Regions from separate parts of the Homo sapiens genome. Here all the other regions are linked to region 2. The links are chromatin loops, found by intact Hi-C in ENCODE. Cell type or tissue: dorsolateral prefrontal cortex. All regions are shown on one strand. Links, peaks and the distances in the headings refer to the core of each region. The heading gives the core; the rest is flanking DNA. Region 1 overlaps MFSD2A (MFSD2 lysolipid transporter A, lysophospholipid). Region 2 holds the start of MYCL (MYCL proto-oncogene, bHLH transcription factor). Region 3 holds the start of LINC02811 (long intergenic non-protein coding RNA 2811).

Region 1 (9,748 bases), core at 1,026-9,025, 70 kb before region 2:
TGGGAGAGGAGTGAGGGATAAAAGCTACACATTGGATACTGTGTACACTGCTTGGATGATGGGTGCACAAAAATCTCAGAAATCACCACTAAAGAAATTATTCATGCAATCAAACACCATCTGTTCCCCAAAAACCTACTGAAATAAATAAAATAAAATAAAATAAATTAAAATAAAAGTTCAGGCCAGGCATGGTGGCTCATGCCTATAGTCCCAGCACTTTGGGAGGCTGAGGTGGGTGGATAACTTGAGGTCAGGAGTTCAAGACCAGCCTGGCCAATACAGTGAAACCCCGTCTCTACTAAAAACACAAAAATTATCCAGGCATGGTGGCAGGTGCCTGTAATCCCAGCTACTCGGGAGACTGAGGCAGAAGAATCGCTTGAACCCGGCAGGTGGAGGCTGCAGTGAGCTGAGATCACGCCACTGCACTCCAGCCTGGGTGACAGAGCAAGACTCCATCTCAAAAAAAAAAAAAAAAAAGTTCATAATAAAAAAATTAATTGTATTTCTATACACTAGCAATGAAAAAAATATGGGGGTCACAAATAAATGTTAGCAAGTAGACAAATTCATAAATATGGAATCTGTGAATAATGAAGGTTAACTGTGTTCTGCTCTAGGAGATCCTGGAGGAATCTTTGACTCAGGTTGGAAGCATCAAGAAAGACTCCCAAAGAGATAATACTTTAGCTATGTCCTGAAATACAGGGAGGTCCATGCAGGTGGCCCATGACCAAAAACTAAGTTATGTGGTTTGACAAAGAATTATTTCATTCTTATTCAGAAGCATTTTGTTGTTCTCATAAATGAGGTCACCTCTTTCACTGTATCTTCTAAGTCAACACTGAACAATAGAACTTTCTGCAATGATTGAAATGTTCTGATACAGCATATTCTATAATACAGTAACCAACAGTCACATGTGGTAATGAGACCTTAAAATGTGATTAGCGTGATTGAGGAATTGATTTTTAAATTTATTTGATTTCAATTATGTGGGATATGATGAGGTTTCTCTTCAAATAGCCTGATCAATCCTTTATTCTTTAATTTATAGTACCCCCCTACCCACCCCTTTTTTCTTTTTCTTTTTTTTTCTTCCTTTCTGCTTTTGTTACATGCCCAGACACGCCACAGTACCAGGCGTTATCAGTACCAGCTCACATTCCTTTCCTTATTTGGAAAGAAGACTAGCTCTCTCGCTTATTGCAGATACCCCTCTCCCTTTCCCCTCTCTCCCTTACATGCCCACCTTATGTAAAAAAAGTTCAAATGTTTAGCCAACCAGGATTAGTTTAGAGTGTACGACCCGATCCCAGCCAATGGGAAAAGGGTACAGGGGCAGGACTTGCGTCAGGAATAAAGGCTCTTGTGCTCCATTGTTCAGGTGTGCTCTCATGGCGACTGGCCAAGGAGAAGCACCCCTCTGCGCAGAAGTAAAATTGCTTTGCTAAGAATCCTGTGTTTGAGTGTTCAATTTCCTTAGGATTTTGAACATTATTCCCAACAATTCGTTTTAAATTTAAAATTAAATAGGCAATGTGGTGTGGTTATTACATTGAACAATGCAATTTAGCTTAATGCAGTTTGTATATATGAAGGGGATTGATTTTTGTGTAATAATTTTATACCCTTTTTCCTTACTGAGACTTCTCATCGTTTATAGTAGTTTTTCAGTTGATTCACTTGGGTTCTCTTGGAATACAAACATGTCATTGACAAATAAAGATAATTTTACCAGGCCGGGTGCAGTGGCTTACTCTTGTAATCCCATTTGGGGAGGCTAAAGGCAGGTGGATCCCTTGAGTCCAGGAGTTCAAGGCCAACCTGGGCAACATGGTGAAACCCTATTTTTAAAAAATGTATAAAAACAAAAATAAATAAAATAAAATTAAACATTTTACATATATCTTTCCAATTTTTATTTCTTTTTCTTGTCTAATTACATTATCTAATGCAATTTATATTGCTTGTTTATATTGGCCAATGAAATGTATAGTGGCTGGGCGTGGTGGCTCATACTTGTAATCCCAGCACTTTGGGAGGCCAAGGTGAGCAGATCACCTGAGGTCAGGAGTTCAAGACCAGCCTGACCAACATGGAGAAACCCCGTCTCTATTAAAACTACAAAATTAGCCAGGCATGGTGGCGCATGCCTATAATCCCAGCTACTTGGGAGGCTGAGGCAGGAGACTCGTTTGAACCCAGGAGGTGTAGGTTGCAGTGAGCAGAGATCGCTCGCCACTGCCCTCCAGCCTGGGCAACAAGAGCGAAACTCCATCTCAAAAAAAAAAAAAAGAAATGTTGTATAGTAGTAGTGGTGATAGTTTGTAGGCTTGTCCCTGACAGTGGAATTCCTAAGTGTGATTTCTTCCCTATTTATATGAAAATGTTGCAAACAAGTGGCAAATGAATTTTTTTGGCCTCCAAACTTGCTCATGTTTGCTGTGTTTAGAAGTCCTACTCATTGTTTCCCAAGATAGAAATCTAGGCATTGCCGGGCTCCATGGCTCACACCTGTAATCCCAACATTTTGGGAGGCTGAGGAGGAAGGATCGCTTGAGCCCAGGAGTTCGAGACCAGGCTTCGCCACATAGCAAGACCTTATCTCTACAAAAAATCAAAAAATGAGACAGGAGGATCGCTGAAGCTTGGGAGGTGGAGGCTGCAGTGAGCCATGATCGTGCCACTGCACTCCTGCCTGGGCGACAGTGAGATGTTCTCTTAAAAACGAACAAACAAAAAAGAAATATAGGCCAGGTGCAGTGGTTCATGCCTGTAATCCCAGCACTTTGGGAGGCCAAGGCGGGTGGATTACAAGGTCAAGAGATCAAGACCATCTTGGCCAAGATGGTGAAACCTCGTCTCTACTAAAAATACAAAAATTAGCTGAGCGTAGTGGCACTCGCTTGTAATCCCAGCTACTTGGGAGGCTGAGGCAGGAGAATCACTTGAACCCAGGAGGCGGAGGTTGCAGTGGGCCAAGATTGTGCCACTGCACTCCAGCCTGGCGACAGAGTGAGACTCCAGCTCAGAAAAGAAAAGAAAAGAAGAAAAGAAAAAGAAATATAGACATCACTTTCATACTCTCTCCCCCTCTCCCTCTCCATCTCAATTATATCCAGTCCTACCAGCTGCCAAATCAGTCCTTTTCTATCTCCACTGCCTCCACTCGTCTTGTACTCATCAATACCACTCATCCTTGGAACATTACATGAGAAGCCTCTTCATTCGTCTTCCAGCTTCCCTTCTCACCTTCTTCAATTCTTTCTCCTCAGAGCAGCTGATAGGTCTTTCCAAACTCTTCATCTATCATATGGCTTCCCTGCTTAAAATTCTTCAATGGCCTCCCTCTGCTCTTAGGATAAGGACCAAAATGCTTAACACAACCCACGAAGCCATGTTGTGGACCATCTGCCTCTGCCTTCATCCTCAGCCTCATCTTGCATCCCATTCCCTCAATCTTTGTGCTCCAGGCACACTGGCCTTTCTGTTCCTTGACTCCACCATGATCTCCCTGGCCTCTGGGCTTTAGCACATGCTGTTCCTTCTCCCTGAGATACTCTCTTTTTTTCTTTGAAACAGAATTTCACTCTTGTTGCCCAGGCTGGGGTGCAATGGCACGATCTCGGCTCGCCGCAACCTCCGCCTCCCAGGTTCAAGCAATTCTCCTGCCCAAGTAGCTGGGATTACAAGCATGCACCACCACGCCTGGCTAATTTTGTATTTTTTGTAGGATGGAGTTTCACCATGTTGGTCAGGCTGGTCTCGAACTCCTGACCTCAGGTAATCCACCTGCCTCGGCCTCCCAAAGTGCTGGGATTACAGGCTTGAGCAATTGTGCCTGGCCTCATTCACTACACTCTGGCCACACTGGTCTCCTTTCTGTCCTTCCGATATTCCAAGCTCTTTGGGGCCTTGGGGTCTGCGTTGTCTCCTCTACTTGCAATGCTTTCCCTCTAAGCTCTCTTCACATTTAGCTAATTCTCATCCTTCATGAGGATCACTTTCTTTTTCTTTCTTTTTTTAAATTTTTTTAATTTTTTATCTTTAGTAGAGATGAGGTCTCACTCTATTGCCTAGGCTGGTCTCGAACTCCTGAGCTCAAGTGATCCTTCCACCTCAGCCTCCCAAAGTGCTAGGATTACAGGCATGAGCCACTGTGTCCAGCCAAATGTTACTTTCTCAGGACATTCTTTCCTGAGCACTTGACTTAAAGTAGTTCCGTACCAGTTTCCTCCATCACATCACCTCGCTTCTTTCATGATGCTTATTACGATCTGAAATTATTTATTTGTCATTGATCTCCACTGAGAATGTAAGCTCTATTTTGTTCACCACTTTGTCCTCAGAGCCTAGTTGGTGTGTGGCATATAGTAGACTCATTGTAAATATCTGTTCGGATCAATGGAATCGATATTCCAAAACAATGTCAGATCTGGAATTTCCTCTTTGAAACGTGGAGGTGCTGCTCCTTTCTTCCAGCAGGTGGCGCCAAAGCTGCACCTGGTCCTTACCAGAGGTGTGGATGGGCTGTGAGGTTGGCAAGACAGGGCAGCAGGGCCGAGTGAAGAGGGAGAGACAGGGTTTGTTGTAGTAATGCTGGATCCAAGCATAGAGGAAGTCAATATGGCTCTTCTCCCAAGAATAAGTAGGTATGATCTGTCCAGAAGGGACCTAGAGTAGCCAATGACCCAACAGACATTGCTTCCCCTCTTCACCCGTCCCACCCCGAAAGAAGTCCCCAAGAATTCAACAGGGGATCTTGGAAGAGGAGAGCAATTTTCTGTGAGTGTGAAACTGGAGAGAAGCAAGGGTGTTCAAGTGTAAATCCCCTGGCCGGGCGCGGTGGCTCACGCCTGTAATCCCAGCACTTTGGGAGGCCGAGGCGGGCGGATCACGAGGTCAGGAGATCGAGACCATCCTGGCTAACACGGTGAAACCCCGTCTCTACTAAAAATACAATAAATTAGCCGGGCGCGTGGCGGGCGCCTGTAGTCCCAGCTACTCCGGAGGCGGAGGCAGGAGAATGGCGTGAACCCGGGAGGCGGAGCTTGCAGTGAGCCGAGATGGCGCCACTGCACTCCAGCCTGGGCCACAGAGCGAGACTCCGTCTCAAAAAAAAAAAAAAAAAGAAAAAGAAAGAAAAAATGAAAAGTCTAAATCCCCATAGGAAGTTTGGGGAAATTGTGACCTGGAGAGAGGTGTCACAGTGGGTCAGTGGGAGTTGGGTCTGATGCCCAGCCAAAGCCTGCTCTGGTCACAGCTCCCATTCACTCAGCTCCACGTGCCTGCCGCACCCCACCATGCCTGGCCCTCGGCTCAGTGTGGGAGACCACGATGAAAGAGACGATCCCTCTGAGATGTCCCAAAGGCAGAGGGGTAGGGACTGCTTCAGAGGGGCTTGCTGGAGTCAAGACACATTGGATGGGTGTCTGCCAGGTAGAGCTGCAGCAGGAGCTGCAAGACCAGGGTCACGCAGGTGGCCTGCAAAAAGAGCTGCATCTAGATCTGGGCCTGGGGAGGTCAGTAGGGTACTCAGACAGGAACTCACAGAAGGATTTCTAGGAAACTTTTTGTTTTGTTTGAGACAGGGTGTCCCTCTGTTCCCCAGGCTGGAGTGCAGTGGCACAATCATAGGTCACTGCAGCCTCAGATTCCTGGGCTCAAGAGACCCTCCTGCTTCAGCTGCCTGGGTAGCTGGAACTACAAGGTGCAAGCCACCACACCTGGCTAATTGTTTTTTGTTTTATAGAATCGGGGTCTTATTATGTTGCCCAGGCTGGTCTTGAACTCCTGGCCTCGTAATCCTCACACCTCAGCCTCCCCAGTAGCTGGGATTACAGGCAGAGCCACTACACCCAGTTTACAGAAATGTTTCTAAACAGGAGAGCTACTGAGTTATCTTGGATAGTTTGCAGAAAGAAGGTGAGGAGATCAAATTAAAGTCAAGGAGACAAGACAGGATGCTTGTCTATTCACCCAGGTAAGAGAGCATAATGCCTGAGAAGTAATTGTGGGGCTAAGAAAGAAACAAGCTTGAGTGGTTTGGAAAACTTTAATTTTTTTTTTTTTTTTTTTTCAGGCAGAGTCTTGCTCTGTTGCCCAGGCTGGAGTGCAATGGCATGGTCTCAGCTCTTTGCAACCTCCGCCTCCCAGGTTCAAGCCATTCTCCTGCCCTCAGCCTCCCAAGTAGCTGGGATTACAGGCATGTGCTACCACGCCTGGCTAGTTTTGTTTTTGTTTGTTGGTTTTTGGTTTGTTTCTGTTTTGAGACTGGTTCTCTCTGTCCCCCAGGCTGGAGTGCAATGGCGCGATCTCAGCTCACTGCAACTGCTGCCTCCTGGGTTCAAGCGATTCTCCTGCCTCCGCCTCCTGAGTAGCTGAGATTACAGGCATGCACCACCACACCTGGCTAATTTTTGTATTTTTAGTAGAGACGGGGTTTCACCATGTTGGCCAGGCTGGTCTCGAACTCCTGACCTCAGGTGATCTGCCCGCCTCGGCCTCCCAAAGTGCTGGGATTACAGGCGTGAGCCACTGCGCCCAGCTGAAAACTTTAATTTTTTTTTTTTTTTAAAGACAGGACTTGGTGGTTACTGGTTAGAGTGGAGGGAGAGAGGAGGTATAAGTGGGCTTCTATAAACATTATCTCAGAGTCTCTGAGCAGGCCAGCTCCAGAGGCCATAACAGACTCTAGGCTCCTGCCTTGCCCAGACAGCCTGACATGAGATGGCTGATACAAAGACAGTGTGTGACTTGCCTTGGTGTTGACAAAACCATTGGTTCACCTAACAGCCTTAAGTAGTGGTTAAGAGCCCAGGCACTATAGCCAACCTCGATTCAAGTATCAGCTCTTCCAGTGACTGTCCAATGACCTTGAGCAGGTTACTTAACTTTTCCCTGCGTCAGTTTCCTTATCTCTTAACGTGAGGATGACAATAATACCTTCCTCATAGGGAAGTTCTGACAACTATCTGAAGACTAACTGAATTCATACTTATTACACACATGTAACCATGCCTGTTAGTAACGCTTAATGTAATTTATCAAAGTAACCTGGCAGAACTTCATCAGTAAAAATGGTGGACCTCCCTCCCACCCAAAACGGAGCCCCACACTCAAGGTAAGAACCAAGCCAGAATAGCCTAAGAGCCTCTCTTGTCTGGGCCTCATTTATCTATTTATAAAATCAGGAGATTTGACTAGTAGCTCCTGATCCTGCCAGCTTTGCCTTCTTGTGATTTTGGGGGCTTGGCCTAAGTGTGAGACCCAGTGGTGTGTTAGGCAAGCTCCTACCAGCTTGTAAAAGCCAACTACTAAATGTTTAGGAAATGTTCAAATGAACAACCATGGATAACTTGAAATTGGCTATGGTGGGAGTTATTCATACCATGGAAGTTAGCCAAGTGCTCCCAACTAGGCCTTCCCCACCACCCTGTTCCCTACCGGAGGTGTTTGGTTTTTTTTTGTCACCAGTGCGTCTGTGGTAAAATCCTCCCTCATCTGATACACACATCCAGCAGGTACATTCTCACCTTTCAATACCATCAGTAACAGTTGTGGAGAAAGAACCACCAGTCTCCAGGGACCCCACAGGCCTCCAGCCCCACCAGCCCTGCAGGCTCAGGCATGCACCAGGCAGGAAGCACAGTGTACAGGCACACCCAGAGCAAGCATCTGTCTGCCGGTCCCCTGGTCATTCTCAGACACAAGGAAGTAGACAGTGGCGATTACGGTATTGGAGTCTTACAGAGTTGGGATAAAATTCCAGTTAGGTCACTAAAGGCTGCGTGACTTTAGCTAAATCCCTCTCTACACTAGGGTGTTCTTATCTTTCAAATAAGAACAGTCTTGACTTAGCAAGAGGCCAGGTGTAGTGGTTCACACCTGTAATCCCACTACTTTGGGAGGCTAATGCAGGAGGATTGCTTGAGTCCAGTGAGAAGGATTGGCCTGGGCAACATAGTGAAACCTCCATCTCTACAAAAAAATTTAAAAATCAGCCAGGCGTGGTGGTGCATGCCTGTAGTCCCAGCTACTCGAGAGGGTGAAGCAGAAGGAAGGATTGCCTGAGCCGAGATTGCGCCACTGCACTCCAGCCACAACTCCAGACATGTTCGCCCCCACCCAGTAGCACCTGGGGCTCAGTGTGTTCTCTAACGGAGTCTTAAGGCAGAAGGGCTCAGTGAGTGGCTGAGGACACAGACAGAAACAGGCAGCTGCTTTCCAGCTTTTATGAAAATTAATAACATTAATAGCTCACAGACATATACATACACACACATTGCTATGTACACAGTCATTAAGTTATTAATTAGGCTCTGTAAAAAAAAAGGTTTCTACATTAGTGTTCCGGGCTAGGCCCGATCAGTCCTTGGCATATTCACAGTGGCAGCCCCAGGGCTTGGCCCCACAGGCAGGCAGAGGGGAGGCAGGAGGCCACAGAGCAGCCGGCCCCACAGTGAGCACAGCAAGTGTCCTGGGCCACCTCCTTGAGTCTTCAGTTCCCTTCCTAGCACCTGCAGTCCAGCTGCTCAGCAAGCCGGCAGACAGGTCCTGATCCCTTCTGTGGCCTTCTGCATGGTGGCTTCGGGCAACGTGGCGGGCCCTAGAGGATGCTAGCCAGCTCTGTGGAGTCTGTTTCTGAGCAGCCAGAGCTGCTGGCCTCGTCCCTGCAAGAGAGAGAGGAGATGGGTTGGAGGAAGCATCCATCCTTACCCCTCCTCAGCCCCACCTGCCTCCTTCCTCACGTGATCTTGGCCCTGCTGTCGGACTAAAGTGAACCGCGGGACACAGAGTTTGCTCACTCCCACTTTCAACTGTTGGTTGGTCTGTTTACTGTCCTTGCTGCACACAGGGTACTGCAAACCCTAGATCTACACTCTCGCCTGGGCTGGCTGACGGGCTGGCATGACTCACTCCAGCCTGCCCACTGGTTTCCCCAGATGCAGGGTCAGGCCACACTCGAGGTCCTATATGCCAGGAGGCTGATGAAGAGTGCAGTCTCTGGAGCCGGAATGCTGAGGCTCAAACCCCAGCTCCGCCCCTTTCAGCTGGGCCAGGTACTCTTCCTGCTGAAACCTCAACTTCTTCACCTGCAGAGGGGGAACCCTAAGAACCTGATACTTAGGGTTGTTGGAGGGGTATGGGAGGTGATGGATACACACGTCCTATAACAGGCTCCTTAAGGACAGAGATTTTTGTCTTGTTCACTAGAGCAGTCAATGCCTAGCACATAGTAGGCAGCCAGTATGTATTTGTTGAATAAAGGTAAGACCACTTAACACAGTGCCTGGTGCGTACTTAAGTGTTACAGCTGTCCAGAGAAGATGTGTGGGGGGTGAGTCTGGACTTGGCCACAGGAGACACAAATTGAGGGTTTAGACACAGTGACGTCCCCTCCTCCAGCATCCTGTCCCCTCCCCACTCACCTCAGTGCCTGCAGGGCCTTCTTATTCTGCCGCCGCCTCTCCTCATCAATGGGGTACATTTTGAAGAGCAGCAGGCCCAGCAGGATGAGAACTATGGGAGCCATGGTCACGAGCATGTTCAGTGTAAACTTGACACGTTCCGGCTGCGAGCAGCCACGGGTCTGGTACCCTGCAAAGCTATGGGACCCAGGGGGTAGGAGAACGGTGAAGATGGGGCACCTGGGGCCTGGCCCTGCCCAGTCCTGCCCCAGGTCCCCACCCCACTCACTCCAGACTGAGGGTAGAAATGCCCAGTGACACTCCAGAGGCAA
Region 2 (9,477 bases), core at 1,478-9,477:
TCTCCACAAGACTGCCTTCACTTCAGAAACCAGCTATTAATAGAAGCTCAGGGTTTCCCAGGCCACCCACACTTCTGACCAAATGACTACAAATCTGGGGGTTCCCACTACCTACTTAGGTTCAATAATTCCACAGAACACCAAACTCAGGAAAGCACTAAACTTATAGTTACAGTTTTATTATAGCAAAGGCAATACAAATCAGGACCAGGCAAAAGAAGAGACACAAAAGGCAAGGTCTTGGAGGATCCCAAACTTAAAGCTTCCAGTGTCCTTTTCCCGTGAAGTCAGGATGCATCATCCTCTGGCACATTGATGTGTAACAATACACACAGACTATTATTAACCAGAAAAGCTCACCAGAGCTTCAGTGTCCAGAGTTTTTATTGAGGGTTCATTATGTAGGCACGATTAACTGAATCATTGTCCAGATTATTTAACTAAATCTCCAGCCCTCTTCCCCTGCCCAGAGGTCAGATTGATTATCAAGTGGCTCAAAAGCCCAGCACTCTAATCACATGGTTTGTCTTTCTGGCATGGACAGCCCCTATCATGAGTCATCTTAAACTATCTAGGGGTCCCCCATGGGCCACCTTATTAGCATAAGCTATCAGTGCCTGCCATAAATAACAGACACACCTATTACCTGGGAAATTCCAAGGATTTAGAGGTTACCTCCAAGGAACTGGGGAGAAAGGCCAATAAATTCTTTATTCCAACAGACCCACACCAAGGCACATCATTGAAAACATTTAAAATGCCAGGGACAAAGAATATATCCTAAAAGCTACCAGAGAAACAGGTCACATACAAAGGTTTGTAGATAAAATGACATCAGTCTTCTCAATAGCAATACTGGCTGCTAAGAAACAGAAAAAAAGTACTTTTAGAATTCTCAGGGGAAATTATTTTCTAATCTAATATTCTCTAGCCAGCCAAACCATCAACCAAAGGGTATACCAAAGAAAATTTCAGAAACACAAAGTCTCAAAACTTTTACTTCCCAAGTACCTTTTCTCAAAGCAGCTGCTGGAGGATATGCTCCACCAAAGTGAGGAAGTAAAACGAGAAAGAGGAAGAAACAAGCTCCAGAAAACAGGGGATGCGACACAGGAGAGAAGCAGAGGGAATTTCCAAGATGATGGTAAAGGGAAGTCACAGGATGACAATTGTGAAGCAGGCCAAGAGATCAATAAGTTCAGACTAGAACAGGAAGACAAAGGACTCCAACCAAGATGATTCCTAGAAAAAAAATGTAACTGATAGACTGATTACCTAGTGTGTTTGACCATATGGAGTAATCTTTGTAGCTCTAGTGGGAATGTGTAGGGTTAAATTCATAATAGATATGTAGAAATCTAAGCAAAAGAAAAACTGAGGCAATTTAACACTGAAAAAAAATATTGTATAAGAAAGGAATTATAAACTGGGTACAGTGGCTTAGGCCAGCATTTGGGGAGGCCCAGGCAGGAGGATCACTGAGCCCAGGAGTTCAAGACCAGCCTGGGCAACATAGTCAGACCCTGTATCTACAAAAAAAAAAAGAAAAGAAAAGAAAAAAAAATTTTTAATTAGCCAGGTGTGGTGGTGTGCACCTGCAGTCCTAGCTACTAGGGAGGCTGAGGTAAGAGGATCGCTTGAGCCCAGGAGGCTGAGACTACAGTGAGCCAAAATGGTGCCACTGCACTCAAGCCTGGGCAACAGAGTGAGACCTTGTCTTGAAAAAAGAAAAAAAAAGAAAGTAAAGGAAATTTAGGCTGGCTCTGGAAGCTCTACCTATGAGTATGAGTTAGGCTTGCTCTGCAAGGGCAATTTAAAAAAAGAAAAAGAAAAGAAAAAGAAAAAGGGCCGGGCATGGTGGCTCACGCCTGTAATCCCAGAACTTTGGGAGGCTGAGGTGGGTGGATCACCTGAAGTCAGGAGTTTGAGACCAGCCTGGCCAACATAGTGAAACCCCATCTCTACTAAAAATACAAAAATTAGCCAGGCATGGTGGCGCACACCTGTAGTCTCAGCTACTCAGGAGGCTGAGGCAGAAGAATTGCTTGAACTCAGGAGGTAGAGGTTGCAGTAAGCAGAGATCATGCCATTGCACTCTAGCCTGGGCAACAGAGCAAGACTCCATCTCAAAAAAATAAAGAAAAAGAAAGAAATTTAAAAATCAGGAAAAAGTAGATCTCTGTATTGGTCAAAATATGGAAAGAAATATGAGGGACAGTCCTGGCATGGTGGCTGAGGCAGCCAGATCGCAAGGTCAGGAGTTTGAGACCTGCCTGACCAACATGGTGAAACCCTGTCTCTACTAAAAATATAAAAATTAGCCGGGCATGGTGGCACACACCACACACACACACTCAGTGATGTGAGCTGAGATCACATCACTGCATTCCATCCGGGGCGACAGAGTGAGACTTTGTTTCAAAAAACAAAAACAAAAACAAAAAACAAAAAGCTAAAACAATAGCTGCCTTTGGGGAGTGGGAATCAGTTGATGGCAAGACAGAAGATGGCCTTTTTTTTTTAACTTTGCCATATGCCTAATTGATTTTTTAAAAAATTATTACATGTATTTTGATTAAAAACATATTTTAGAAAAAATAAAGGAAATAAAATATTGCAGAAAAATGGAAGGTCCCTGGGGTAGCATTTGTTACCTTGGTAAATTCATCAGCATCCTGGGTCCAGCTTAGAAACCAGAGTTGTTAGCCCTAAAAGCAGCAGCATCTCTACAGAACAGACACACATTAACCAGGTTCATGAGACTGATATTGCAAATCAGATGCCAATTCATTAATTTATAAGAGGAAGCAGGGCTTTGAAGCAGACTGGATCTTCCTGTTCAATGATGAGTGCATTCTCTCCCTGTGGACTGATCTACATAGGAAACAGAATGGTTTTTAGAGGGTTGCTTGGTGATCCAGAGCATGAGTGAGGTAGGGGGTGAATTGAGTGGCTCCAAAGAATGGTACTTCCATCTCCCTTTTTCCTGGACCAGCATCTTTGTCCCCAGAGAAGGGACACTGCTGGTGATTGTCTTGGCAACTCTCCCTGATCTCTGGCTTCCTTGGCTGCCCAGACCCTCCTAACTGGCACCCTCTTTCTTTAGCTGCATTAATACTTTTAACCAGGTTGTAGTCTAGACTGGGCCTGAGAGTTCTTCTGTCTCTATAAGGTATAGTTTGGCTCTGCGTCTGCAACCAAATCTCATCTCGAATTGTAATCCCCATGTGTCCAGAGAGAAACCTGGTAGGAGGTGATGGATCATGGGGGCAGTTTCCCCCATACTGTTCTTGTGATAGTGAGTGAATTCTCACGAGACTCGATGGTTTTATAAATGGCAGTTTTTCCTGCACTCACACCCTTTCCTGCTGCTTTGTGAAGAAGATGCTTGCTTCTCCTTCCCCTTCTGCCATAATTGTAAGTTTCCTGAGGCCTCCCAAGCCATGCGGAACTATGAGTCAATTAAACCTCTTTTGTTTATAAATTACTCAATCTCAGGTGTTTCTTTACAGCAGTGTCAAAACAAACTAATACAATTGGCATATCTCTACTTTAAAGCATTAGAGGTGAGATGTGGTGGCTCACATATGTAATCCCCGCACTTTGAGAGGCCAAGGTGAGAGGATCACTTGGGCCCAGGAGTTTGAGACCAGCCTGGGCAGCATAGGGAGACCCCATCTCTACAAAAAATTAGCCAAGTGTGGTGGTGCATGCCTCCTATGGTCCCAGCTACTCAGGAGGCTGACGTAGCAGGATCCCTGGAGCCCAGGAAGTCAAGGCTGCAGTGAGCCATGATTGCACCACCGCACTCCAGTCTGGGCAACAGAATGAGACCCTGTCTCAAAAAAACACAACAAAAAAATTCGGAGGCCAAGACAGGTGGATCACTTGAGGTCAGGAGTTCAAGACCAGCCTGGCCAACATGGTGAAACCCCATCTCTAGTAAAAATACAAAAAATTAGGGGGAGGGGGGAGGGATAGCATTATGAGAAATACCTAAAGTAAATGACGAGTTAATGGGTACACCAACATGGCACATGTATACATATGTAACAAACCTGCACATTGTGCACATGTACCCTAGAACTTAAAGTATAATAATAATAAAAAAAAAGGGACAGAAGCAGTATGATCTTTAAAAAAAAAAAATTAGCTAGGCGTGGTGACAGGTGCCTGTAATCCCAGCTACTCGGGAGGCTGAGGCAGGAGAATCACTTGAACCGGGGAGGCGGAGGTTACAGTGAGCCGAGATTGCGCCACTGCACTCTAGCCTGGGCAACAGAGTGAGACTTGTCTTAAAGGAAAAAAAAAAAAAACGCAAAAACTAAAACATTAGAGTTTTGTGTTCAGTCATATACTCAGCACCCATGATGTGCCAGGCTTTGTTCTAAAGCCCTGGGGTACAGCCATGAATAAGGCTGACATTTGTCTGCCCTCATTCAGTTTACAGTCTGACGAGGAAGACATTAAACAAACAAAAGTATGCAAAGTGAAGAAGCAGTGTTAACTCTCAGAAGACAACTTAATTTCCTTTTTCCTACTTCTTGAGGAGGGGCAGCACCTCCTGGTTGCCCCCATATATCATCTACAATGAAACCATGGGAAGAGCTGCAGGGTGGGGGCTGTAGTCTAGGTAAAGAAGGCCCATTCTCCAAACATAAATTTCCAGCCTCCCTTGAGGTCTATACCACCAATTATTCCAATAAAGTCATTTTCTGCTTACATTTGTCTAAGGTTGGTTTTTTGTTTGTTTGTTTTGTTTTGTTTTTTTGTTTTGAGACAGAGTCTCGCTCTGTCGCCCAGGCTGGAGTGCAATGGCGCAATCTCGGCTCACTGTGAGCTCCGCCTCCCGGGTTCACGCCATTCTCCTGCCTCAGCCTCCTGAGTAGCTGGGACTACAGGTGCCCACCACGACACCCGGCTAATTTTCTTGTATTTTTAGTAGAGATGGGGTTTCACCGTGTTAGCCAGGATGGTCTCGATCTCCTGACCTTGTGATCTGCCCGCCTCAGCCTCCCAAAGTGCTGGGATTACAGGCGTGAGCCACTGTGCCCTGCCTAAGGTTGGTTTTTGTTATTTGTAACCAATAACCCAGACTAGTACAGCAACCATCTCAGACATCTGTGGACCAGAGAAAAGTCACTAAAGGACAATCCAATGCCTGTGCCTTGGGGCTGCAACCAAACCTGGAACCCTTCTGATTTGTGTCTTCCGTTTAGCACAAAGCAGGGCACACAAGCTGTCTCAGTGAAATCTGGTTAGCTGAGTCCCTCAGTAAGTCAGTTAGTTCACAAATGTCTGCCAGAAGCTGTTCTAGGTGCAGAAATCACAAAGCAAGTAGGAGCAGGTTTCTGCCTTCAAGATGTCCCACATGCAGCACAGACCCAACGTATCTAAAACGGAAGGCTGTCATTTTCCCTGCCTTCCCAACCCATATAACAACACACATCCGTGTCCCATGCTCCAACCACACTGAATTGCTTGCCCTTCTCACTTCCGTCTGCCAACAGTGAGTAGTTTGGTGTTCTTAGACCACAGGGGTGGGAGGGAAAGAGAGAGACAGCAGACAATCAGGCTGGGGTAGACAGACACCAGACCTTGATGCCAGGTGGAGGAATCTAGATGTATTGGCTGCTGTCCCAAGTTACTCTCCTCTGGCCTAAATCTCAGACTGGCCGTATAGTTTAATTTTTTCTCTTCCACCAAAGGTCATCTGTGTAGAAGATGACACAAAGGGGGACCCAGCACGGTGACCCGTGCCTGTAATCCCTGCACTTTCGGAGGCTAAGGAGGGAGGATCATTTGAGCCCAGGAGTTCGAGGCTGCAGCGAGTCATGATCGAGCCACTGCACTCCAGCCTTGACGCTGAGTGAGACCCTGTCTCTTAACAAAATATATTTAAAATTTAAAAAGAAGATTATACAAAGGGGTTATCTATCATCTTGGCCAGCAATGCAGGGCAAAACTTGAAACAACTTGGTCCTGCAGTATTTTCCAGATGCCAAATCCTCATTCTCTACTGTACAGCTCCTACAGTGTTTTGTGTGAGATGAGAGGGAGCATGGCGGGTCTCAGCTGGCTTTGCCCTGGGAAAAATTCCTCATTTCTGCACCGCCTCCCCAAAGCGGGGGCTAAGCCAGCGCCGTCTGCCTCTCCACCTAGACCAGACCCCTTCCCTAGATGCTCTTATTTCCCTGAAGCCTCACAACAACCCTGTGAGGTAAGCATTACCATCCCTTCATTTTACAGATGAAACTGAAGCTCAGGAAGGTTACGTTTCGGGCTCTAAATCCCGGAATCTTCGCTTCGATGCCATCCAGGCTTGGGCCACTGAGCTCAAGAAACGGGCCGACGGGTGACCAGACGGACGCCGGGACCAGCCCAAGTTCAGGGCTGAGGGCCGCCAGGTGGCGCGTTTCCCTCCCCCTACCCCTCGCGGCGGCTCGGGCGCACCTGAACCCAGCGGGGTGCGCCGGGGAAAGTAGGCGCGCAGGGTGGGGCGGGGAGTAGCCCTAATTCCCCAGCTCGGAGTGGGCAAGGAGCACGGTTTAGCTCAGCCGGCTGGCACCGCCAAGCGGCCGCCGGGCCGCATCAGCCCTCCTCCTGTTTGCGCTCCCCAGCGTGCAATTTATTTGGGGGGCTACCGGGGATTGAACGGAGCGGGCGAGCGCTGCCAGGAGGTGGGGCCGGCCCCACCTGTCGACTGCCCGTAGTAGGCAGGGAGAGGGCGGGGTTTGTCCCATAGGGCCCGCCCCCCAGTCCCTGGGTCCCGGGCGCGCGACGAGATATAAGGCAGTCAGGAAACAATGCGCCTGCAGCTCGCGCTCCCGCGCCGATCCCGAGAGCGTCCGGGCCGCCGTGCGCGAGCGAGGGAGGGCGCGCGCGCGGGGGGGGCGCGCTTGTGAGTGCGGGCCGCGCTCTCGGCGGCGCGCATGTGCGTGTGTGCTGGCTGCCGGGCTGCCCCGAGCCGGCGGGGAGCCGGTCCGCTCCAGGTGGCGGGCGGCTGGAGCGAGGTGAGGCTGCGGGTGGCCAGGGCACGGGCGCGGGTCCCGCGGTGCGGGCTGGCTGCAGGCTGCCTTCTGGGCACGGCGCGCCCCCGCCCGGCCCCGCCGGGCCCTGGGAGCTGCGCTCCGGGCGGCGCTGGCAAAGTTTGCTTTGAACTCGCTGCCCACAGTCGGGTCCGCGCGCTGCGATTGGCTTCCCCTACCACTCTGACCCGGGGCCCGGCTTCCCGGGACGCGAGGACTGGGCGCAGGCTGCAAGCTGGTGGGGTTGGGGAGGAACGAGAGCCCGGCAGCCGACTGTGCCGAGGGACCCGGGGACACCTCCTTCGCCCGGCCGGCACCCGGTCAGCACGTCCCCCCTTCCCTCCCGCAGGGAGCGGACATGGACTACGACTCGTACCAGCACTATTTCTACGACTATGACTGCGGGGAGGATTTCTACCGCTCCACGGCGCCCAGCGAGGACATCTGGAAGAAATTCGAGCTGGTGCCATCGCCCCCCACGTCGCCGCCCTGGGGCTTGGGTCCCGGCGCAGGGGACCCGGCCCCCGGGATTGGTCCCCCGGAGCCGTGGCCCGGAGGGTGCACCGGAGACGAAGCGGAATCCCGGGGCCACTCGAAAGGCTGGGGCAGGAACTACGCCTCCATCATACGCCGTGACTGCATGTGGAGCGGCTTCTCGGCCCGGGAACGGCTGGAGAGAGCTGTGAGCGACCGGCTCGCTCCTGGCGCGCCCCGGGGGAACCCGCCCAAGGCGTCCGCCGCCCCGGACTGCACTCCCAGCCTCGAAGCCGGCAACCCGGCGCCCGCCGCCCCCTGTCCGCTGGGCGAACCCAAGACCCAGGCCTGCTCCGGGTCCGAGAGCCCAAGCGACTCGGGTAAGGACCTCCCCGAGCCATCCAAGAGGGGGCCACCCCATGGGTGGCCAAAGCTCTGCCCCTGCCTGAGGTCAGGCATTGGCTCTTCTCAAGCTCTTGGGCCATCTCCGCCTCTCTTTGGCTGAAGCTGCCCGTGTAGTCCCCAACCGTGTCTGTCTGGCACGTGGGTGTGTTGGTAAACAGTTTGGAAAAGTGGCGTGGGAGCCAGCCTCCCTTTGATGATTATTGGAGCCCCAGGGGACAAGGGATTTGAGGTGAGGGTTGGCGCTTAGAGAGGACAATACTGGGGTTGGACTGTAAGGGATTGAAGGGGGTACCTTAAGAGACACTCCAAACCTGAAGTTTTTTTGCTGCTGCCTCTTTCCCTAGGAAACTCACACTCCCCTAGGGGGAGAAGAAGCCGAGAGCCTTTTGTGCAAAGCCAAAACCTTCGTCCTTTTAAAAACCTAGGTCTCCAGTTGGCTTTACTTTAAAATGCCAATAATAAATGCCCTCTTCTCGTGCCTCCCCACCACCACTTACCACTCGTGCATCCCTGAGACAGGGAGGGAAGAATGAACACTCCCCATTAACAGATGGAAAAACTGAGGCTTAGAGATAGACAATCACTACAAGTCAGCTCCAGCTTTCTGCCATCTAGCCAGCCCCTCTTCCCCAATGCTCCATCCCAACCAGGCACCTCTTCCTTGATGTTTGGGGTCTTTGTGGTAGCTTATCTTAGAAGCACTACACCTTGCCTTGCTGTTTGTCCTGAGATGGAAAAGTGTCCTTCTTGCTCCCCCTCAATAGATCTCCAGCGTCAGCTGCTCCCTGGCATTCAACAAATATTCACTGGCCCCTACTTTGTGGCAATCTGTGGGCTACATGCTGGGGTCAAGGCAGTAGAACTCCAGGCCCTCCTCTCCCATCCTTGATGCAAGTGCAACCTCGCTGAGGGCAGACTGGGGCATCCTGTGCCACTAAACTACATTGTTCTTATTCTGGCATCTTAGACCTCCACACCCGTGAGAAATCCTGGAGAGGGTATTTTTGTAGAGTGTAGACTGTGGCTAGTGACAAATAAATTAGGACCAAGAAAGCTCACTGTAGCTTTTAGGAATAACTTTTACACGACCATTTGATAGGGAACTGGGGAATGGGGTATGGAAGTTTTCCTACACTTGAGAGAAAAAATAGGATAACAAAAATTAAAAGTCTTTTTTTTCCTGGTCCACTGTGTTAAGGTCATTTTTAACCAGCTTGCTTTCTACACCAAGAGTTTATGTTTGTTTAATGGCTGGAAAGAGAATCTTGAGATCAAAAAACCAATAAAGATGTATCTCTACAACGGCTGGTGGAGTGGTAGAGTGGAAAGAGCATTGCTTTGGAAGTTGGACATTTTAGTTTGAGATCCAGAACGTTACAAAGGTGATATGTGGACTTCGCTGATCTGGGCCTCAGTTTCCCCATTTGCACACGATGGGGTTGGACTTGATTGTCCTGCTGATGACATTTCCTTGTCTGGATAGAGTAAGACACTACTCTCTGAAAGGGAGAATGGTGTCTTAAATTATTTCTTTCTTAGATAGAATCTTCCTGAGCCACGAGGCTTAACA
Region 3 (9,748 bases), core at 835-8,834, 87 kb after region 2:
CAGAGTCTCGTTCTGTCAACCAGGCTGGAGTGTGATGGCACCATCTTGGCTCACTGCAATCTCCACCTCCCAGGTTCAAGGATTCTCCTGCCTCAGCATCCAAGTAGCTGGGATTACAGGTGCACGCCACTATGCCCAGCTATTTTTTGTATTTTTAGTAGAGACAGGGTTTCTCTATGTTGACCAGGCTGGTCTTGAACTCCTGACCTCAGGTGAGGTCCTTGAACTCCTGACCTCACCCGCCTCAGCATCCCAAAGTGCTGGGATTACAGGCATGAGCCACTGCGCCTGGCCTGGACGCTCACTTTTCATAACAGCTCAGGAGTCTTGTAAACTTCATGAAGAGTGGGATCTTGACACTGTCAATGCTGTGGGAAACAAAGTCTCTAGCACCTGAGTTTGGGAGAAACCAGACATGGAGACGATCCGTTTCACATGACCACATGCCAAGCCAGACTGAGCCTCTGCGGAGGCAGCAAGCACTGAGTTGGATTCATCTCTGTATCCTGAGCACATGGCTGGTACTTGGTGATTACTGTATTGAGAGAATGAATGAAAATCACAGTCTAGTGAGGAAAACAGACACATAAACAATTTTAAGACACCCTGAGTGCTGTGACAAGGGACTATAGCAATCACAGAGTGAACAGAAGAGGAAAAGGGCCCAGCGACACTGGGGATCTCCTGCAGTGACACCAGGACTAGCACACTGGTTTCTTTGCTGCCCAGAGCACCATTGGAGTAGATGCCCCTGGGGATGCCTGCCCAGCCTATAGGCTCTCCCTCGGCACCACGGGACTGGTCCCTGGCGGCCCCTCAGCCATGGGCTGTGGGTGCATGACCCAAATTGGGCAATGGGTTCCCTGTCCCACAATCTTGCTGTTGGGATTCAGAGAAGCCAGTGTGCTTCCTCTGGTTACTTGACCTGAGACCTGAGAGCCAGCCATGTTTGGCCATGAGAGAACTGGGGGAAGTCGTGCTGCTCAGAGGTATAAGAGTGAAGCAGATGTGCAGAAAGAGGGTGGATAGGAGACAGTGAGGCCCAGAGACAGAGAGGAGCTTCCGGGCTTCTCATTCTTCAGATCCTGGTTCTCAGGCCTCTTGAGGTCTGGCTGCCCCTACCCTCGGGTTCCATGTGCCATCTCTGAAGACGTGATTAAAAGCTCTCAGCTGGAGCTTGCCTGAGTGAATTTCTGTTCTGTGCCACTGATTCTTGGTTAGCATTGTTCCCACTGATGGTCACCATCACGCTCAAGATCACAGCAGACATTTCCATAGCCCTCACCACGTGCAAGACTGTTCTGAGAGCTTTACATGTAACGACCCATTAAATCCTCGTAATAGTCCCATGAGGTAGGACAACTATCATCCCCATTTTTACATTTTCTTCTTCTTTTGTCCTCGCTTTTCAATAAAGAGATGGAGCTAAAGAGAAGATAAGTAGTAACTTGTTCGTGGACATACAGCTAATAAGTGTATGAGCTCATATTCAGCATTGCAGTTTTATCACATTTTATTGAGCAAAAGTTTGTACATATTTTTTAATTGGAAGAATGCAGTTCTAAATGCCAAGCACCAAGAGGGCCCTGAGTGAGTCCCTTCTCCTGTCTAGGCTCAGGATCCTTGCCAGAAGCATGAGGCCAGGTGGGCTGGGAACCAGCCTGCTCAGCCCGCCCAACACATCCTGCCTCTCACTTTCCCGGGACTGGCAGCGGAAGCGCGGGAAGGAGCTGCTGGGCCGGGTACAGGGCTTGGCGGCAAAGTGGGTTGTGCAGCGGGAGGCCAGAGCCGCGCCCTGGCACCTGGCAGGCAGCCCAGCCCCACCGTTGAGAAAATACCTACAACAAAGGCATCCTCCCACCAACAAAGGCGTCCTCCCACCAACAAAGGCATCCTCCCACCAACAAAGGCGTCTTCCCACCAACAAAGGCGTCCTCCCACCAACAAAGGCGTCCTCCCACCAACAAAGGCGTCCTCCCACCACACTGGCCACCTCTCCTTGTCCCTGCAACTCCTTGGCTGAGGAATCTGACTTCTGGGCCAGGACAGGTTGGGTCCTTACATGGCCTCAGGAGGCTACAGAGAGGCCTTGGGGCCCAGCCTGGAACACCTTCCTGGCTCTCCTGGGTGGACGTCCCAGAGAGTGGTCCTGGTTCACCCCACATTGCATAGACTCCAGGCCAACTGCCACCCGGGCACGGTGCTGCGCTTCCTGAGCCTCCGAACACTGCCATCCTCCTCCATGATGTCCGAGGCAGGTGGCTTCACAGATCTAGGTCCTGGAATCCCCCCAGCCAGGAGCTCCCCCTCAGAGCAGTGGCTTGTCTTATGTGCACTCTGGACACAGGTGTGTCTGTGGTGAACAAGAAATGGCCCTGCAAAGGAATTTGGACATAATCCACAATGGGCGTTTGGGAGAGTCAGTCTGGACTGGGGCCTGGGAGAATGAAAAGTCAGGAGCCCCTGAGACTCCAAGAGTGTTGGCATGGGTCTTGGCGGACATATCTTAAGCAAAGCACTAGAAGCTCCTCTGAGAGGTCCAGCCTCCTGAGGTGGTAGCCCATGGCCAATTCCATCCCTCCTTCTCCTGAGCAACACCTGAGGGCCATGGGTTTGGGGAAAAGACCAGCTTGCTGCAACTCTTTCATTCAAATAGCAACTGGCCCTGGAGCTCCAGGCCAACATCAAGCCTTGCTCCACCCCTGCGCTTTAGGGACTGTTGCCATCAGGGCACTGCCAACCTATGTGGTGCTCATGATGACTCAGAAATAAGAACCTGTTTCCTCTAGGCTGATACAGCCCTGCTCCAGCCCCCAGCAGTGCCAAGTGGAGCAGGGTGTGGACTGGCCTTCAACCCCGCTCACCTCTCCTCTATATGGTCTTGTGCAGACCCATCCTGCACTGTCTTATGCAGGTGCAATGCCTGTTAGGATAATCCCAAACATGACCCTGGGCCCCTGATCCCCAGGCCAAACCCCACCCCCTGACCTGGATATTCCCTGGGCTGACAAAAGGAGTTCGGCCAGGGAAGGCTCCTCTTCACTGGCCCAAACCAGCTTCAGACAGCGGGGCAAGGATGTAGGAGCCTTCTTCCCAGCAGAACCCCCGGCCCTGGAGTGGCCCCAGATGAGGCAGCTCCCATCTGTGTGGGTAGCCCTGAGGCTATCCTGAGGGCAGGATGCTGTGCAGGGGAGGAACGGACCTCCATTATGTGATTCTGGGTGGAAGGTAAACAAACCCTGGTTAGGCAGAGGTGGCACAAGCCCACAGCCTTGGGCTCAGCCTTCTGTCTCCCGAGCTCACTGCTCAGTGCCCAGTCCCAGGAAGCCCACAGGCTCTAGGCCTAGCCTGCCTCAATTTCCATTTGTTCCGCCCCCTCATGCACCTCAGGGCCCAGGGTGGCACCAGTGCCCACCACAGAACCAGGCTCAGAGCACATGTGGCACAAATGCTCATGGGATGAATGACGGACTAAAAGAATCATCCAGGCTGGGTGGGCATGGTGGCTCACGCCTGTAATCCCAGCACTTTGGGAGGCCAAGGCAGGAGGACTTGAGTCCAGGAGTTCAAGACCAGCCTGGGCAACATAGCAAGACCCTATCTCTACAAAAAAATTAAAAATCAGCCAGGTGTGGTGGTGCATGCTTGTAGTCCAGATACTTGGGAAGCTGAGCCCAAGAGGTCAAGTCTGCAGGGAGCCATGATTGCACCACCGCACTCCAGCTTGGGCGACAGAGCAAGACCCTGTCTATAAAAAAGAATCATCCAAAGGAAGAGGGCGCTCCTGAGGCAGGTGTGGGCATGGGCACCGTAGCCCGTAGCCGCAGCTCCTCCACTCCTGGCTTGGGCCTCTAAGCCTCACTTCCTCTCCCGTAGAACACTCATGAGACACACCTGCCTCGTGTGGGCCTGGGCAGCTTGCTGTTACTAATAAAACAGCAGCAACACAGGACAGCTTCACTTCCTGAAACTCCCTCTGTCACGTGCTTTGCATGAATCCTCACACCGTCTCACCAGGGGCGCTCTCCCAGTTTCACCAGTGACTTGGTGACAACCAGCATCGCTCACGAAGCGTCAGCCGTATCCTTTCTGTGTGCAGTGGGGTGTGGGTTGTGTGGAGCCGCGGTGTCTGTGGAATTCACAGGCTGGGGCCGGAATCCATGGCCCCCGTCGCCGCTGCCACCCCCCAGGTGCTGGGGTGACCTGATCCAGGGTTGGGGTCTAAGCTGCTGGGGGGTTGGAGTCTTGGGCTCTGGCCCACGTCCGCCTCTGATTGGTTCTACCACCTGAGCTGGTCACTGTCCCTCCATGGGCCTCAGCTTACCCTATGGTAAAGTGAGAACTAGGGGGTCAGACTCCTTGATCACCAAGATCTCTGACCACAGCCAAGGCTAAGGGAAGCGCAGGAAAACGTGGGTCCCGTTCAAATTCCCGGCCTCTCTCTGCCCCCTGGTGGACACAAACAGCCTAGCATCTCGGGGGAGATGACGGTGGGAACCAAGTGGTTCCCAGGGACTTGAGGACTGGCTTGTGACCTCTGCTAAGACTCTCACCGCTGAGTCACAGTCCCCATCTGTTAGATGGGGGTGACAATAGAACCAACACTATTAGGATGTTTTGAGGATTAAGTGCTGTGACAAATGGGAAACACTTGCTACTGAGCCACGCACATACAAAGTGTCCAATAAATGTTAGTCATCACTCTCACCCCGCCTTCTCCCTAACCTCTATATCCCATCAGTCACCAAGTGCTGCTGCTTCTTGCCCCTCTCGCACCCCCTGCATCCCTAGATGACGTCACATCATCTCCCTCCTGGATTCCTCCAAGGTTCACCACCTTCTCCCCAACCCCTCCAGCCATCCTGTGCCCCCACTCAGGGACCTCAGCTGTCCACTCCACAAGCCCAGACCTGAAAATGCCCCACTGTAGTCAGTTGTCCAAGTGCTTCAGCCCTGTCCTCAGGGACCCTGCCCCACCCCCATTCAGCCTTGGTCACCCTGAGCCTTTCTGTTCCCTGTATTCTGACCACACTCAGCTCCCAGCACCCTCTACTCAGGCCCAGTGCCTGCCTCCCAGGCAAGTCCAATTAAGGGATGCCTGATTAGTCTTTGCTTCCTTCCTCCTCCCCTAGCTCTGCAGGAGCCCAGAACCTCCCTAGGCCTCAGTTTCCTTATCTGCCAAATTGGACTGCAGGAGGATGAAAAGAGAGAATATGCTGAAGTACCTAGCCTAGAGTAGCCACTCCACAGAGGCAGGTGCCTGCAGCTGGGATGGAGGGTTCAGCTCTGTCACAGCATATTAGGAAATCATAACCTGCCATTTAGAAGGTGAGGGGTGAGATATAAAGAGAGCTCCAAGGCCCCACTGCAGACCCAACCCTGGCAGTAGTGTGCTCTGAGCAGTGAGTACAGACGCGACCTCCAGGCACAGCACAGAGCTGAGTTAGCCTCCTCCATGTGATCTCTCTCTCTCCATCCGCTGCAGGACCAGGTGTTCTCCACCTGGCTCAGTGGCTCCAGGGAGCAGGACAGGGACTAAAGTGCTGACAGCCCTGACTGTGATTTAGGAGGAGGGAGGCACACGAAATGAGGCAGACCCCTTCTGAACCTCTGTCAGGGCTGGGGTCAGAGATACAGACTGGAGTCCTAAGGGCCTGTACCCAAAGTCTGGGAGCCAAAGAGGGGGAGCCCTCAGTGGTCCTCCAGTTTATTTGGGGAAACTGAGGTGGGAATTGGGAAAATAAGTTCCTTAGGGTTACACAGAGCCTTCATTAACTCAACACATTTTTTCTTCTACTTAATATTTTGGCCAAGTAATATATTCGCGTCATTCAAGAAATCAACTATTTCTTCAAAGAATTGATATCCCTTAAGAAGTCTCAGCTGGGCACTGTGGCTGACACCTGTAATCCTAATAATTTCGGAGGCCAAGGCGGGAGGATTACTTGAGTCCATGAGTTCAAGACCAGCCTGGGCAATATAGTGAGACCTTGTCTCTAAAAAATGAGCAAAAAATTAGCCAGGTGTGGTGGCATGTGCCTGTAGTCCCAACTACTCAGGAGGCTGAGGTGGAAGGATCGCTGGACCCTGGGAGGTCAAGACTGTAGAGAGCCACAATCGTGTCACCACACTCCAGCCTGGGCAACAGTGAGCCCTTGTCTCAAAATAAACAAAGTCTCCCTGCTACTTCTACTTCTATCTTTATTCCATTGTCCACCTCATCCATCCACTATAAGTCAATTTTATTAGTTTCCTAGGTGTCTATTTCATATAAATAAAGCAAGTATCAAATGTTATTCCACCCTTTTACTCAAAGGAGAGTATACTCTGTTCTGCATCTTGCCTTTTTCATTTAACAATGTATTTTGTAGCTTATGTCAGTCCATAAAGAGCTTTCTTGTTTTGTGTGTGTGTGGAGTTTGTTCGTTTGTCAGCTGCCTAGTATTCCATGGTGAGGATGTTCTGTAGTTAATTTCACCAGTCCCTTCCTTAGTAATAGACATTTGAATTGTTTCCAGACTGACGCTATCACAAACCATCCTGTGATGAATAACCTTATGCACACAGGGCTGATGACTGGGCAGAATATCAGAGCATGCTGCACTAGTTTTTGAGTTTTTTGTTTGTTTTTTTGAAGACGGGTCTCACTCTAAATAAGAGTCTGATCTGCTGACCTAGGAGTTGTGCCATCTCATTGGCTGTGGTAGCTAAAGGAAAGGAGAGACTTTTTTTTTTTTTTTTTGAGACAGTCTCACTCTGTCGCCAGGCTGGAGTGCAGTGGCGTGATCTCGGCTCACTGCAACTTTCGCCTCCCAGGTTCAAGGGATTCTTCTGCCTCAGCCTCCTGAGTAGCGGGGACTACAGGCACGCACCACCATGCTCAGCTAATTTTTTTATTTTTAGTAGAGACGGGGTTTCACCACGTTGGCCTGGATGGTCTCGATCTCTTGACCTCGTGATCCGCCTGCCTCGGCCTCTCAAAGTGCTGGGATTACAGGCGTGAGTCACGGCGCCCAGCCAAAAGGATAGACTTCTAATCATTGTCTCTAGAGCATGGTATCCTGTTGATAAGGAGCATAACTCATAGTATTATAGGGAACCAGGAGTCCATGTATACACTCGCTGGGACTGTCCTCTTCACCCAGGGACCAAGCAAGGGAAACATGATCCAAGAGGCAGTGTCATTGTCAATAATTATAGAAGATTATAGGTGAGCCAGAAAGCAACCCTCTTCCCTAATAAAAAGATATTCCGGTAGGGTGTAGTGGCTCACGCCTGTAATCCCAGCACTGTGGGAAGCTAAGGCGGGCAGATCACTTGAGGTCAGGAGTTCGAGACCAGCCTGGCCAACATGGTGAATCCCTGTCTCTACTATAAATACAAAAAAATTAGCCGGGTGTGGTGGCGCATGCCTGTAATCCCAGCTACTCGGAAGGCTGAGGCAGGAGGCAGGGATGCCTCCAAGTCCCTTGAACCTGGGAGGCAGAGGTTGCAGTGAACCAAGATTTAGCCATTGCACCCAGCCTGGGCAAGAGAGCAAGACTCCATCTCAAAAAAAAAAAAAAGAATTGGTGGGGGCCGGGCGCAGTGGCTCACACCTGTAATCCCAGCACTTTGGGAGGCCGAGGCAGGTGGACCACTTGGGGTCAGGAGTTTGAGACCAGCCTGACCAACAAGGTGAAACCCCGTCTCTACTAAAAATACAAAAATTAGCTGGGCATAATGGCCTGTAGTCCCAGCTACTCGGGAGGCTGAGACAGGAGAATTGCTTGAACCCGGGAGGTGGAGGTTGCGGTGAGCCGAGATCCTGACACTGCACTCCAGCCTGTCCAGCCTGGGCGACAGAGCGAGACTCCATCTAAAAATATATATATATATATATATATATACACACACACACACACACACACACACACACACACATATATATACACACACATATATATACACACATATATATATACACACTATATATATACACACACACATATATATATATACACACACACACACACATATATATATACACACACATATATATATATTCCATGGCCCACTCTCCCCAACATACAAACGTATGCCTCCAAGTCCCTTGGGGTGGTGTTGCGGGTCCATATGGTGGCTGTACAGACAGTGGGTTGCAGCACAGCTGAAGAACTGACCTGGCATCTTTTCAGCAAGCAGTGAACACACGAGTCCCCCTACTCCAGGGATGGGCAGTTGCATGGCAGTCATGCTCAGGTGCCCTGATCTACTTAGTGGCCTATGTGAATAGTTACAGGACCTGCTCACTGTTACAGGATGATAAGCCTTGAAGTTTGGCACACTTAGCAAGGACTGACAGGAACACTCAGCACCCATGGCAGACTACCTTTCCTAACAGAGACATAGAGATTCTGCGAGGTCTAACTCACATATACTTGTATTCCAAGGATACAAGTGGAGGACAGAAATGAGGCAGAAGTGATAAGTTGAAGAGCACGGCCAAGAATTTTCCAAAACAGGTAAAAATCATCAAACCACAGTTAAACAAGAAGACTTTTGGAGGCTGGTGCAGTGGCTCACACCTGTAATCCCAGCACTTTGGGAGGCTGAGGAGGGCGGAACACGAGGTCAGGAGATCGAGACCATACCGGCTAACATGGTGAAACCCCGTCTCTACTAAAAATACAAAAAAATTAGCCGGGCTTGGTGGCGGGCGCCTGTAGTCCCAGCTACTCGGGAGGCTGAGGCAGAAGAATGGTGTGAACCAATGGGAGAAGAATGGGAGAACCAATGACGGGAAGAATGGGAGGCAGAGCTTGCAGTGAGCCGAAATCGCGCCACTGCACTCGAGCCTGGGCAACAGAGTGAGACTCCATCTCAAAAAATAAAAAAATAAATAAATAAATATAAATAAGTTAGCCACCCGTGGTGGACATGCATGTGGTTCCAGTTACTTCAGAGGCTGAGGCAAGAAGATCACTTGAGCCCAGGAGGGAGATGCTGCAGTGAGCCGGTGTTTGAGCCACTGCACTCCATCCTGGTCAATGGAGTGAGACCCTATCTCAAAAAAAAAAAAACAACAACAACAACAACAAAAATTGCTGGGCATGGTGGCTCATGCCTGTAATCCTAGCACTTTGGGAGGCCGAGCCAGTCGGATCACTTGAGTCCAGGAGTTTGAGACCGCCCTGGGCAATATGGTGAAACCCTGTCTCTACTAAAAATATAAAAATTAGCCAGGCGTGGTGGCACGTGCCTATGGTCCCAGCTACTCAGGAGGCTGAGGCACGAGAATCGTTTGAACCCGGGAGGTGGAGGCTGCAGTGAACCAAGGTCTCTCCACTGCACTCCAGCCTGGGCAACAGAGCGAAACTCTATCAAAAAGAAAAAGAAAGAAGAAAGGAAAGAAAGAAGGAAGGAAGGAAGGAAGGAAGGAAAGAAGCCTTATGAATTATAACAGGATTAAAAGAAAAGTATACCTATGCACATCAGAGTAAAATGGCCAAAAACCAAAGACAATTTTTTCTTTTTTGATACAGGGTCTCACTCTGTTGCCCAGGCTGGAGTGCAGTGGTACAGCCGTGGCTCACTGCAGCCTCCACCTCCCAGACTCATGTGATCCTCCCACCTCAACCTCCTGAGTAGCTGGGACTACAGGCACATGCTGCCACGCCTGGCTAATTTTTTTTGTGTTCCACACCCGGCTAATTTTTGTGTATGTTTTGTACAGACAGGTTTTCAACATGTTGCCCAGGCTGATCTT

The links. Hi-C counts contacts between places; a loop is a spot of excess contacts. Peaks named below come from ENCODE experiments on the same cell type or tissue, not always from the same donor. Only the 100,000 strongest peaks of a DNase experiment are listed, where the experiment ranks them.
Region 1: a loop joins it to region 2, with 3.0 times the contacts of the local background. A loop is called at or near these places in 70 of 110 quality-filtered maps.
Region 3: a loop joins it to region 2, with 6 times the contacts of the local background. A loop is called at or near these places in 96 of 110 quality-filtered maps.

Annotation. Positions count from the first base shown.
Region 1 is chr1:39,968,435-39,978,182 of GRCh38, reverse strand. It overlaps MFSD2A (MFSD2 lysolipid transporter A, lysophospholipid), which reads right to left. Exons shown (of 14, transcript NM_032793.5): 12 at 9,706-9,748; 13 at 9,438-9,614; 14 at 8,227-8,678. The coding sequence ends at 8,615. Among named protein-coding and RNA genes, the nearest start is that of MFSD2A, 18 kb to the right of the region's middle. In dorsolateral prefrontal cortex, for the core only: CTCF peaks have their summits at 4,276 and 4,489 (motif pointing right); a DNase peak (open chromatin) is centred at 4,512; H3K4me3 peaks cover 516 bases.
Region 2 is chr1:39,899,344-39,908,820 of GRCh38, reverse strand. It overlaps MYCL (MYCL proto-oncogene, bHLH transcription factor), which reads left to right and starts at 6,904. Exons shown (of 2, transcript NM_001033081.3): 1 at 6,904-7,882. The coding sequence starts at 7,387. RefSeq lists silencers at 6,331-6,540, 6,801-7,120, 7,531-7,650. In dorsolateral prefrontal cortex, for the core only: a CTCF peak has its summit at 6,423 (motif pointing right); DNase peaks (open chromatin) are centred at 6,410, 6,800, 7,208 and 7,714; H3K4me3 peaks cover 2,666 bases; H3K27ac peaks cover 1,515 bases.
Region 3 is chr1:39,811,691-39,821,438 of GRCh38, reverse strand. It overlaps LINC02811 (long intergenic non-protein coding RNA 2811), which reads left to right and starts at 3,979. Exons shown (of 4, transcript NR_186710.1): 1 at 3,979-4,190; 2 at 8,433-8,504. RefSeq lists enhancers at 3,683-3,852, 3,701-4,696. In dorsolateral prefrontal cortex, for the core only: a CTCF peak has its summit at 4,426 (motif pointing left); DNase peaks (open chromatin) are centred at 3,878 and 4,428.